3 separate regions of the Homo sapiens genome follow, and regions 1 and 3 are each linked to region 2. A link is a contact called in ENCODE Hi-C or POLR2A ChIA-PET data. All regions are on one chromosome and are shown on one strand. The core of a region is the stretch at or near the end of the contact, and the rest is flanking DNA. Distances in the headings are between cores, read along the strand shown. Region 1 overlaps ZSCAN25 (zinc finger and SCAN domain containing 25). Region 2 holds the start of ZNF3 (zinc finger protein 3). Region 3 holds the start of TSC22D4-C7ORF61 (TSC22D4-C7orf61 readthrough).

What was found. Hi-C counts contacts between places; a loop is a spot of excess contacts on that map. ChIA-PET counts read pairs that join two places held with the same protein, here RNA polymerase II (POLR2A). Pooled maps may share reads with other maps.
Region 1: a loop to region 2 is called in a pooled map, with 3 times the contacts of the local background. The contact joins the enhancer-like site here to the promoter of ZNF3 in region 2. A Hi-C loop is called at or near these places in 7 of 50 pooled maps. POLR2A ChIA-PET finds 5 or more read pairs at or near these places in 2 of 52 experiments (Panc1 and WTC11).
Region 3: a loop to region 2 is called in a pooled map, with 5 times the contacts of the local background. The contact joins the promoter of TSC22D4-C7ORF61 here to the promoter of ZNF3 in region 2. A Hi-C loop is called at or near these places in 6 of 50 pooled maps. POLR2A ChIA-PET finds 5 or more read pairs at or near these places in 3 of 52 experiments (A673, IMR-90 and activated B cell).

The regions. Positions count from the first base shown.
Region 1 is chr7:99,629,463-99,633,285 of GRCh38, forward strand. It overlaps ZSCAN25 (zinc finger and SCAN domain containing 25), which reads left to right. Exons shown (of 8, transcript NM_145115.3): 8 at 1-2,946. The coding sequence ends at 558. Among named protein-coding and RNA genes, the nearest start is that of ZSCAN25, 14 kb to the left of the region's middle. RefSeq lists an enhancer at 375-1,021. Within about 2 kb of position 2,369, at least 4 of the 41 ENCODE cell types and tissues checked have a DNase peak (open chromatin) inside an H3K27ac peak, as active enhancers do.
Region 2 is chr7:100,080,047-100,083,657 of GRCh38, forward strand. ZNF3 (zinc finger protein 3) reads right to left here and starts at 1,677. Exons shown (of 6, transcript NM_032924.5): 1 at 1,589-1,677. RefSeq lists enhancers at 1,616-1,765, 1,922-2,903 and a silencer at 2,006-2,085.
Region 3 is chr7:100,476,703-100,480,607 of GRCh38, forward strand. TSC22D4-C7ORF61 (TSC22D4-C7orf61 readthrough) reads right to left here and starts at 2,512. Exons shown (of 6, transcript NM_001395846.1): 1 at 2,092-2,512; 2 at 575-1,605. The coding sequence starts at 1,336. It overlaps TSC22D4 (TSC22 domain family member 4), which reads right to left and starts at 2,512. Exons shown (of 5, transcript NM_030935.5): 1 at 2,092-2,512; 2 at 575-1,605. The coding sequence starts at 1,336. RefSeq lists enhancers at 2,148-2,217, 2,918-3,027 and a silencer at 2,668-2,827.

The sequences.
Region 1 (3,823 bases), core at 1,119-3,618, 450 kb before region 2:
AGCTCCAATCTCGTCAGGCACCAGCGAACCCACGAAGAGAAGTCTTATGGCTGTGTGGAGTGTGGGAAGGGCTTTACCCTGAGAGAATACCTGATGAAGCACCAGAGAACCCACCTGGGAAAGAGGCCCTACGTGTGCAGCGAGTGCTGGAAAACCTTCAGCCAGAGACACCACCTGGAGGTGCACCAGCGCAGCCACACTGGGGAGAAGCCCTACAAGTGCGGGGACTGCTGGAAGAGCTTCAGCCGCAGGCAGCACCTGCAGGTGCACCGGAGGACGCACACCGGGGAGAAGCCCTACACCTGCGAGTGTGGCAAGAGCTTCAGCAGGAATGCCAATCTGGCGGTGCACCGGCGTGCCCACACTGGCGAGAAGCCATATGGGTGCCAGGTGTGCGGGAAGCGGTTCAGCAAAGGGGAGCGGCTGGTCCGACACCAGAGAATCCATACAGGGGAGAAGCCCTACCACTGTCCTGCCTGCGGGCGAAGCTTCAACCAGAGGTCCATCCTCAACCGGCACCAGAAGACCCAGCACCGCCAGGAGCCGCTGGTGCAGTGAGCATAGCAGGTGGCAGGCAGCACCATCATTCATCTTTCTCACTGCAGGGCCTTGCGGGGTGCAAGGTGATGGCTGCAGGAAAGCACTGGTCCCATCGCCTTCCCACCCATTCGCCAACGCGGGAAAGGCAAGGCCTGGCTTACTTAGAGCTTCCAGAGAGCATAGCTGCTTCCATCTCTTACCCAAGTGGTGCTAAACAATTTTTCTTCCAATGTTTGAGGGAAGCAGTCTCCTGCGGTTCAGTTCAGGCTGAGATTTTCTCCTTCAGTGGACTGTCTGTGTCCCCCTGCCGAACAAAGCTGGGAGTAAAGGCAAAACCTTGACACGTGTTGGTAGCTGGGACCTCATCTTCCTGAGGGCTCTGTCTTGCCTGCAGGGTCATAGCTCAGACTCTTCCCCCACCCCCTCTCTTTTCCATTGAACAAACATTTATTGAACATCCTCTGAGCACCTGGCCGTGGGAATGCCGTGGTGAATGAGAGACTAGACGTGATGCCTCTGGGGGTTGTGCGTTGGGGATGCATGCGACAGCCCATGACCCGAGGCATTCTCAGGGTATCTGTGCTGTGTGCCCGTGAGAACATCTTCCCATGACCACTCCTGCCCTCCTGCCCCGTGCTGGATCTTCCCTCCCCAGCTGGGATCTGCTCCCAGGCAACTGTGTGAATTTTACATTATTTGGAGCCTCATCTGTGTCAGGCTATAACATTCTATCCTCATCTGTAAAACTTCCCCGTCCATTATTCCTTGCACTATAACAACTGTCAACACACCAACTATTAGGAAGTTAGTATTTTGCTATTGATCACTGAATAAACATCAGAGTATTTTAAAAAACAGTTCTCTAGAAAGAACTGTTATAATTAAAATGAGTCTGAAAGATGAACTCTAGTATTAATGCCCTATATTTGATGGCACTTTATAGTTCATAAAATTAATTTCACCCCATTCTCATTGGACCCATTTCCCAAGTATTTATTGAGGCCCTGTAACAAACATGTCAGGAACTCTTCTGGGTGCTTGAGACACATCCATGAATAAAATAGGGGGAGAAGCTGTTGACCTCGTAGAGCTTATGTCTCGTGGATGTACCTGATCTTCAGAACCCGTGGATATTCCTGCAAATCCTCTGGGCCTGTATTCATTGCTTTGTCAGCATCTTGCCCTGAAATGCATTTGTCACCTACCTCTTGTTACTAAATGGTCTCTGCCCTCCAGACCCTTGTCATCCAAGGCACTAGGGGTCCTGGACACCCACTGGGGATGATGAGCTGGTAGCGACCTGTTTTGCATGAGTGCCAAGTCAGGAAAAATAAAGATATTTGTAGGCATTAAAAAAAAATACATTTCTTTAAAAATGAGAAGATGCAATATTTGTAAACTGTTGAAGCTTCCTTATTGTGCCATCACTTAAGGGTTTCATTTCTGTTTAAAGTTCTGGAAGCTGCATAACTAGCGTGGACTGACTGCTGTGTCATTGTGCTGTGCCTTTGAACCCTGGCTGAGTGAGTGAGTTTGTCCTTTGTTGATAGTGTCCTATAATTGCAAAATGTGGTTTGTCTTCTGATGCCTCTTAATACCAGATTCTTTTACTGAGATTTTTTTTTTTCATTTTCCATTGTAAATAAGGTAAATGGTAATGACTAACACAAAGCTGTATTACTCAGCCCACTTTGAAACGTGGTTTTATCACCTGTTCTTGTTAGGCAGCATGGTGTCTAATTTTGGCTTAGCAAATGACGCTCCTTGGTCTTCCTGGCTCATTAGCTGTGCCCACGAGGCTGCACTGACTGGGTCGTAAATGTATCTGAGATGTCCACACGGGGCTGCTGCTGCTCCTCTGTAATACTGAGGTCCACATGCAAAATCAGCTTTTTTTCCCCCGTAATTATCAGAGCAGCTAGGCAGGGCTGACAGCCAGGCAGACTCAGTGGGAGGCTTCTGGCCTGAGTGTGGCCTTCCCCAGAGGGTGGTTTTCCAAAGGCAGGTGGGGACTGGGGAGGCCTCGGGGGGCTGCTTGTCATTACCTGAATCACAGATGCTCTTTTGTCATACACAGCCAGCATTCCTCTGGGTTTCAGCAAGTTGGCATATCTTAAGCTTCAGAAGGAGCTGGGCCTTGCTGACTTTCCTATCTGGCCTCTTCCCTATCTCCTGTGGGGCCAAGAGCTTAGGACAGTGTCTCAGAAAAGCCTCTAAGTAGGGGGTTTTTCCCATGGGATTGTGGTAGTCTGATTTTTCATATCTATTCAAATGTTAAGAAATATTTTGTTTTCTGTATTTTTCTATTCTTTAGAAATTTTTTTATAATAGATAATTTCAAACCTATATAAATAAATCCTTATGTATTTATCATTTGACTTTATTATAAACTCATAATCAATCTTGTTTCATCTCTGTCCACTCCTTCCTCCCCGTCTTCCTCCCCCACTGAAGTTTCGAAGTGTATCCCAAGTGTTGTTTATAACCATTTCAGTGTGTACCTGTAAAAGGTAAGGGCGGCTGGGTGTGGTGGCTTACACCTGTGATCCCACCACTTTGGGAGGCCAAGGTGGGATTGCTTGAGAGGAGTTCGAGACCAGCCTGAGCAACATAGTGAGACCTCATCTACAAACAAATATTAACTGGGCATGGGTGGTGCATGCCTGTGGTCCCAGCTATTCAGGAGGCTGAGGCTGGGCATCACTTGACCCCAAGAGGTTGAGGTTGCAGTGAGCCCTGATTGTGCCATTGCACTCCAGCCTGGGAGACAGAGCAAGACCCTGTCTCAAAACAAAACAGTTCCTTAATGTCAAAATATCCAGTGAATTTTAAGAACCCACCTAATTTTTCAATATAATATAATTTGTTGCTTTGTCTCTTAAGGCTTATAATCTGTAGTACTTATCCTTTTCTTCTTGAGATTTATTCATTTTAAAAAACTCGATCATTTATCCTGGAGAGTTTTTTACATTCTGCATTTTCTGTTGTTTTTTTTTTTTTTGAGCTGGAGTCTCGCTCTGTTGCCCAGGCTGGAGTGCAGTGGCACAGTCTCAGCTCACCGCAACCTCCCTGTCCCGGGTTCAAGCGATTCTCCTGCCTCAGCCTCCCAAGTAGCTGGGATTACAGGCATGTGCCACCATGCCCAGCTAATCATTCTGCATTTTCTGTTTGCATACCCATGGCGTGATTTAACATATTTCCCTGCCTTCTGTATTATCTAAAAATGTAGAAGTGTTTAGTGGTGTAATCAGATTCATATTTCACATTTTGGCAAGAACACATT
Region 2 (3,611 bases), core at 427-2,926:
AGAGAATACTTATTATATGCTAATAAATACCAATTAAGACCACCACCACAACTAGTATTTGCGTTGCACCCGTGGAGAGATGAAAGGGAATGGTAGGTTCTCAGGTCCACCTCCACCCAGGGTAAGAAAGTTCTAACGTTCTGTCAGCTAACTTGCTAGACACTGTGCTCCGAACTACTTCAGCAGGGGATCCACATTGCACAGCTGAGCCATTAGAAGTCTTCAGGTGATTCGCTGAAAATCTATCTCCTTGGACCTTCACCGCACAGAGACCTAGTGCATCACAGAAATTCAATGACTGGCGACCTGCAGTGGCTCACGCCTGTAACCCCAGCACTTTAGGAGGCTGAGGTGGGAGGATTACTTGAGCCCAGGAGTTCCAGGCTATGGTGAGCCATGATGGCACCACGGCACTCCAGCCGGGGGCAACAGAGCAAGACCTTAATACACACACAAACATTTTAAAAGGAAAAAAAAAAAAAAGGCCGGGCGCGGTGGCTAACGCCTGTAATCCCAACACTTTGGGAGGCCAAGGCAGGTGGATCACTTGAGGCCAGGAGTTGCAGACCAGCCTGGCCAAAAGGGCGGAACCCCGTCTCTACTAAAAATACAAAAAATTCGCCGGAGGTGGTGGCGGGCGCCTGTAGTCCCAACCACTCGGGAGGCTGAAGCAGGAGAAGCGCTTGAACCGGGAGGCGGAGGTTGCAGTGAGCCGAGATCGCGCCACTGCACTCCAGAGACAGTCTCAAAAATAAATAAAAATTAATTTTTTTAAAAAAAGAGCTTCAATAACAGAATCTTCTCCTTCCACCCGACTGTCCATCAAACACGTATAATCAAATGATGCCCACTCTCCACAGATGTCTTTTCTGGAGAAAATAATACGCTCGTTCCTCTAATTAGCCCATCGGTTTCAGGTTCATCACTCTGCTATCTTCTCCTGGAGTTTACAAAAGCCCTTCAGAGTGTAAACACCGATGTGGATTCAATCCCACTTCCGGAGAGAGGATCAAACCAGGAATCTAATACAACTGAAAACGGAGCCTGAGCCAGGTGTATCACGCGATGCACTGGGCTCCAGCAGGATTACCCCTGGAATCGGCGTCTGCACCCACTCCCAGCCCTCGTGCTAACTGCGTACGCTTAGCAGAATTTCTCTGATCCTTGGACCCAGCTGCGTAAAAATAAACTTCCTCTCCTGCCACGGGCGCGAATAACTGTGTTAACATCAAATAAAAACGTCTGGGAGAAATACCAAGTTAGGGTCGCTGTCATTAGCTGCTTTCAAGAGAGAGGCGCCCCTACCGCTCTGCTGAAACTTTTAAACGCTCCAGCTGGGTCGCCGTTAAAGTCACAAAACCAGAACCGGAGCCCCATTACTAACCCCTACGCAGGATCCCGCTAGGCTAGGGGGATCCCTGGGGAAGCGGAGTAGAGGACGGGCTGCAGGGGACGGAGGGGCGCCTCCCCGAACCCTGCTCCGGGCCGGCCGGGGGACCCTGCGGGCCGCAGTGGCACAGACACCACCCCCTTCCCCGGCGACCACAGCCTCCGTCTCACCGCGAGACCCGGGGACGCGTGGACTCACCCTGGGGGCAGGGACGACAGATTTGGGGGACCGGACACGGACCAGGCCCTGTTGGACCCTGTCACAGACCCACACACCGGGGACAGAACAAAGAACGGAAGTTCCCCCTCGTTTCGCTTCCGGGTCGGTTGTTCTTGCCACTCACCCGTACCCCCAACGCCCACTTGTTCTGTCTAGGAAAATGGGAGGTCCTCGCCTCTCTGTGGTTTGCTGACTCAGGGCGGCTGGCAGGCGGCGAGGGCAAGGAGCGCGATCGCTGACGCGGCACTCGGGGATCTTTCGCTGCGGGGGCTGGCCGGCTGCGCCCTCTGCTGGCCACGAATGTGCGAAAGCGGCCGACCACGGTCCTGGGCCTCAGGACATGTGCTCCAGCGTCGCCGGCCTTGGGGGCGGGCGGCGGGGGCGCGCGGGGATGTCGAGCCCGCGCTTCTCAGGCTGGCTCGCGAAGGGCAGCAGTAAACATACAATTATTGAAGGATTCATCAATATTAAAAAATGAACCCTGATTTAAAACTTGCCTCCGAACAAACCGAGTTTTTTTTGTTTCTTGTAAAAATGCCCCCTTTAAATTACCCACATCTGAAGAAAACATTCCAGTCCATCACAGAGTTGACATGAGGAAAAAACCCGTGTACAGGTGATGAGAGCAGAGAAGAGGAAGCTTACCGGCCGGGCGCGGAGGCTCACGCCTGTAATCCCAGCACTTTAGGAGGCCGAGGCGGGCGGATCACCTGAGGTCAGGAGTTCGAGACCAGCCTGGCCAACATGGCGAAACCCCGTCTCGACTAAAAATACAAAAAAATTACCCGGGCGTGGTGGCAGACGCCTGTAATCCCAGCTACTCTGGAGGCTGAGACAGGAGAATCGCTTGAACCCAGGAGGCGGAGGTTGCAGTGAGCCGACATCGCACCACTGTACTCCAGGCTGGCCACAGAGTGAGACTGTCTCAAAAAAAAAAAAAAGGAAGCTACAGGTGGAAGCGAGGCGGGGATAGTCAAGGAAGTGACCGTGTCCTGGAGACGCGGCAACCGTGGTGACCGCAGTCAACACAGTAAGCCCCAGCATTCGCATTGTAATTGAGCTCATTCAAGCTGAGCGCTCTCCAGTAGGGACTTTCCCCTGTAGGGAGCATGCGCATTTTGATTTCACCTGTCCTCAAACTGACCCTTTGCTCATTATCTTGGTAAAAAACACGCCCCTGGGTGGAAATTTAAGATGCTAATGAAACATGCAATGTATGAACAAGCCTGTACACCCACTGCGCATGTGCACCTAGAGGACCACCCAGAACATACTTACTAGTAACACTTCTCCCACCCCCTTATGAATAATCGTGTAAGACCCCTTACAAAGGGGGTCTCTCTAGAGCCAGCCTTTGCTGTTTCATCCTTAGGAGCAGCCCTCCCTGAACTAACTCTCTCTCTATCTCTCTCTCTCCCAGGGTGTACTGTCTACTCTGCACTTAACTTTCAAAATACTATTTTCCTTTTGCAATAAATTACTCTATGCTGGATTTCCTTTGACATGTGTTTCTTTTATTCTTTTTCCTTTTTTTTTTTTTTTTTTTGTTGTTGTTGTTGTTGAGAGGGAGTCTCACTCTTGTCACCCAGGCTGATTCTCGTGCCTCAGCCTCCCAAGTAGCTGGGACTACAGGCGTGTGATACCATACCCGGCTAATTTGTGTGTATTTTTAGTAGAGACAAGGTTTCACCATGTTGGTCAGGCTTGTCTCGAACTCCTTACCTCAAATGATCTGCCGCCTCAATCTCCCAAAGTGCTGGGGTTACAGGTGTGAGCCACCGCGCCCGGCCTCCTGTGTGTTTCTTGTTTAAATTTTTTTTTTCTTTTGAGACGGGGGTCTTACTCTGTCACCCAGGCTGGAGTGCAGTGTTGTGATTTCGGCTCACTGCAACCTCCACCTCACAAGGTCAAGTGATCCTCCCACCTCAGCCTCCCAAGTAGCTGGAACCCCAGATGCATGCCACCACGCCCGGCTACTTTTTTGTAGAGACAGAGGGTTTTC
Region 3 (3,905 bases), core at 1,262-3,761, 400 kb after region 2:
CCCCTCCCTGTCCCTGAGAGGTGTTCCCCCCACCCAATTTCTCAGTGACACTTGGCTTACAGCAAAGCTGGAGGCAGGACTGAGATGGGTGGCTGGGGGAAAAGAAAGACCCCCACATTCAGGATGGGGCTGCAGTGCAGAGACTGGCAGCGCGCAAGGCCTACCTTTTACTTTTCCTCCCCAAATCCTGGCAGCTCCTCCCCTAGGGACCCAGCTACCCAGCTATCCAGCTGGGGCCTCCACCCTCATCACCTAGAGGCAGAGGGGCTGAGACCAAGACAGAAGAAGGCCTGATGAGGGGGCCACATATGCTACAGGCTACATGAAGACCAAGACAGAGAATCAGAGGCCAGGGAGAAAGAGAGAGGGTGCAGAAAAACAGGAAGGAGGCTGAGACAGAAAATGAAGTAGGAGGAAGGGGCTTCAGAGTGACCTGGCAGGCACAGAGAAGAGGGCTATCTGATCTTATAAAGTGATGGAGAAGGAGGAGGAGAGGGGGGGGAGGAGGAGGAAGGAGGCTCAAGATAGAGGTTAGGCCAGGGCTGATGGGCCAGCCCTAGAACCCAGGTCTTACCTGCCCCATCTCTTCTGGAGCACCCAACTCCATCCGCAGCCGCATGTCTACAGCTTTCCTCCGGGACAGTGGAGGGGTCCTGGCCCCTGAGCCCCCAGCCTCCGCTTCCACCCTCAGAGAGGGCAGGGGCGTGGCAGCCCGGGATGTGCCCGCACTCTCACCGGTCTCAGGCTCTGGGGGGCGCTGCTGGGGTGAGGAGGCCGACAGTGGGGGTTTCTCTGCCTTGGCTTTGCTGGGCACCACCAGCTGGCCCAGTCCCCCAGTGAAGGAGCGGGCCTGAGGTCCAGGAGAGGTGGGGGGTGGACGGAGCCAGGAGGTGGGGCCCTGAGACAGGCCTGACGGTGGGGTGGGGGCGCCCAGGCCGAGGCTGGCCAGCTCCAACCTGGAATCCAAAGATCTGCCCCCGGCGCCCCCTGAGGCCCCTCGAATTCCCTCCAGGAGTCCGCCGAAGCTGTGGGGCTCCAGGTCTCGCTCATAAACATCCACACACGTCCAGCGACCGCGGCGATAAGGCTCTCCCAGGCCGTGGGGCAGCTTCACCACCCGGAAACGGGAGGAAGGGGCCCCAGGTGGTGGGGAGCCATTCCGGGGGGTGCCCTTGCCCCCCGGATCGGGGCTGGGCTCCCCATTGGGCAGGCGGGGCGGGGGCCCGGTTGGGGGCTGTGGGGTAGGGGGATCCGAAGCCCCTGGGCTCCCAGGGCCCTCATAGTCCGTGGTGACGCTGGTGATTTGGAAACTACTCTTCTTCTTGCCCCCGCTCATGGTCCCTGGGGCTCAGGGCTGGGCCAAGGTTGGGGGTGGGTTGGGGCTCCTTGAAGGGGCTCAGGCACCCCTGGAACAAGGGGGCCACATGGCGGGGACATCCGAGCCCCTGGGGACGTCTGGGTCCGACATGGCAGGAGGGCCTGGCGGGAACCGGGGGTGCCTGCTGGGTGAGGGGAGAAGAGGAGAGGGGAGGTGGCGGGAGGGGGGAGCAGGGGCAGGTTTTTCCTGCTGCTGTTGCTGCTGAACTCCAGAGCTGAGTTTGCAAACTGGAAAAAGAGGGGGAGAGAGAGAGAGAGAGAGAGAGAGAGAGTGTGTGTGTGTGTGTGTGTGTGTGTGTGTGTGTGTGTGTGTGTGTGTGTGAAACCAGTGGGCAGGCCACCTCCGGGGCTTCCTCTCCGGGGAGCAGAGTGGGGGAAGGGGAAACCGTCAGAGACCCAGAGACAGGCAAGAGATGACAGAGACCAGGGCAGAGGGGACTGGATCCAAGAAGGCACTCAGAGTAGAAAGAGGCAGATGAGTCCCAGAGTTGGGCATTTCTCGCCTGGGATTCTGACTCAGGGGGCCCGTATTGTCCCAAGAGCTCGGACTCCAGGGCCTGGGAGAACCAGGCTGAAGCAGCTCCCCAGCCTGGCCCGGCCACTCAGAGAGACCTCTCCTGGGCCTCGAGCCCCCACCCTCACCCCAGCTCCCACATCTCTGGGGCAGGCCCTGCCCGGCTACCCCCCAGCGCCCCACCCAGCCCTGAACCCTACCTCTGGGGCCTCGGCCACTGATCTGAGCCTGAGGGTCCCGGCGCCTAAGAGGTCGGGCTGTCCGTTCCCTGGGGCCTCCTGGCCATGGGCAGTGGCGGGGCACGCAGGCGGCGATCAGAGGCTGTCCCGTCCTCTCCGGGGGCCGCGGCTCATCCTGCCAGGCATCTCCGAGGAAAGTTTGCTCTCCGGAAAAGAAGAAACCCGCGCCTCCTCCGAGGAGCCTAGGAGCGGCCTCTGAAGCCCCAAGGGTCTGGAGACTGATGTGGGAGGGGGCGGCCGAGCCCCCCTCTGCTCCCGGTGGCAGCCAGCGAGTGGGTGTCCCGAGTCTCCTCCCGCGTGACCCTGCTGGGTCCGTGTCTCCGCTCCTCGGCTCCCCTGGGTCTCTGCCTCTCCGTCTTTCTCTTTCTGGGCTGTTGACAACCCCCACACCAGGAAGTCCTGCCTCCTCGGGCCTGCTGACTGCTCCTCTCCTCCTCCTCCTCCTCCTTCCCCTCTTCCTCCCCTTCCTCCTCCCTCCCTCCCTCCTGGGGCTTCCCGCCAGCTGGCCCGGGGCCAGGCCTGCCACAGCCGCTGCTGTTGCAGTTGCTGCAGCCACTGCTTAGGCTGCTGCTCCTGGGGGCCCCAAACAGACTCCCTTAACCCCACACCTGCCGGGCCCTAGCCCCACTCTTGCAGGGAGGGGCTGCAGGGGGCGGGGCTCGGGGAGAAAGGGGAGGAGCTTGCAGGGAGGCGAGGGATTCCCTTACTTGTAGTCAATTGCTGCCATTGGCCTAGAGACACACAGAAGAGACGGAAGGCACAGGCCGGGAGGTGTGCTGCATGCCCACCCAGAAGTTCCCAGTCCCTGCTGTGGGGCAGCTGTGGCTGTTACTGTCATTCTCCTTTGGTTTTCACAGCAACTGCATTATTCCCCCCATTCCTTATTTTTAAAAGTGGATTATTGCCGGATCCCGGTGGTGGCTCATGCCTGTAATCTCCGCACTTTGGGAGGTCGAGGAAGGAGGATCGCTTGAGACCAGTTTGGACAATATAATAGCAAGACCCCATCTCTACAAAAAATAAAAAAAAATAGCTGGGCATGGTGATGTGCACCTATAATTCCAGCTACTCAAAGGTGGGAGGATCGCTTGAGCCCAGGAGTTCGTGACCAGCCTGGGCAATATAACGAGATCCCCATCTCTACAAAAAATTTAAAAAATTAGCACTTTGGGAGGCCGAGGCGGGCGGATCACGAGGTCAAGAGATTAAGACCATCCTGGCCAACATGGTGAAACCAAGTCTCTACTTAAAATACAAAAATTAGCCAGGTGTGGTGGCGGGCACCTGTAGTCCCAGCTACTCGGGAGGCTGAGGCAGGAGAATCACTTCAACCTGGGAGGCGGAGGTTGCAGTGAGTCGAGATCACGCCACTGCACTCCAGCCTGGTGACAGAGTGAGACTCCATCTTAAAAAAAAAAAAAAACTGAGTGTGGTGATGTATACCTGTAGTCCCAGCTACTCAGGAGGCTGTGAGGCAGGAGGATCTCTTGAGCCCAGGAGGTTGAGGATGCAGTGAGCCAAGATTGTGCCACTGCACTCCAGCCTGGGCAACAGAGTGAGACCATGTCTCAAAAAAAAAAAAAAAGTGGATTATTATGAAAATTTTCAAACATGCCATGCAGACATGGGGAGACCATGCAAACTCCACACAGATGGTGGTCCCAGCCCAAAATCAATTTTTAGAAAATCATCAATGTTATAATGAAATGACATTCAATGAAATGACATTGTGTGGGGGCCAGCTGTAGTTTGCTGGACTATTTGAAATCAGATCC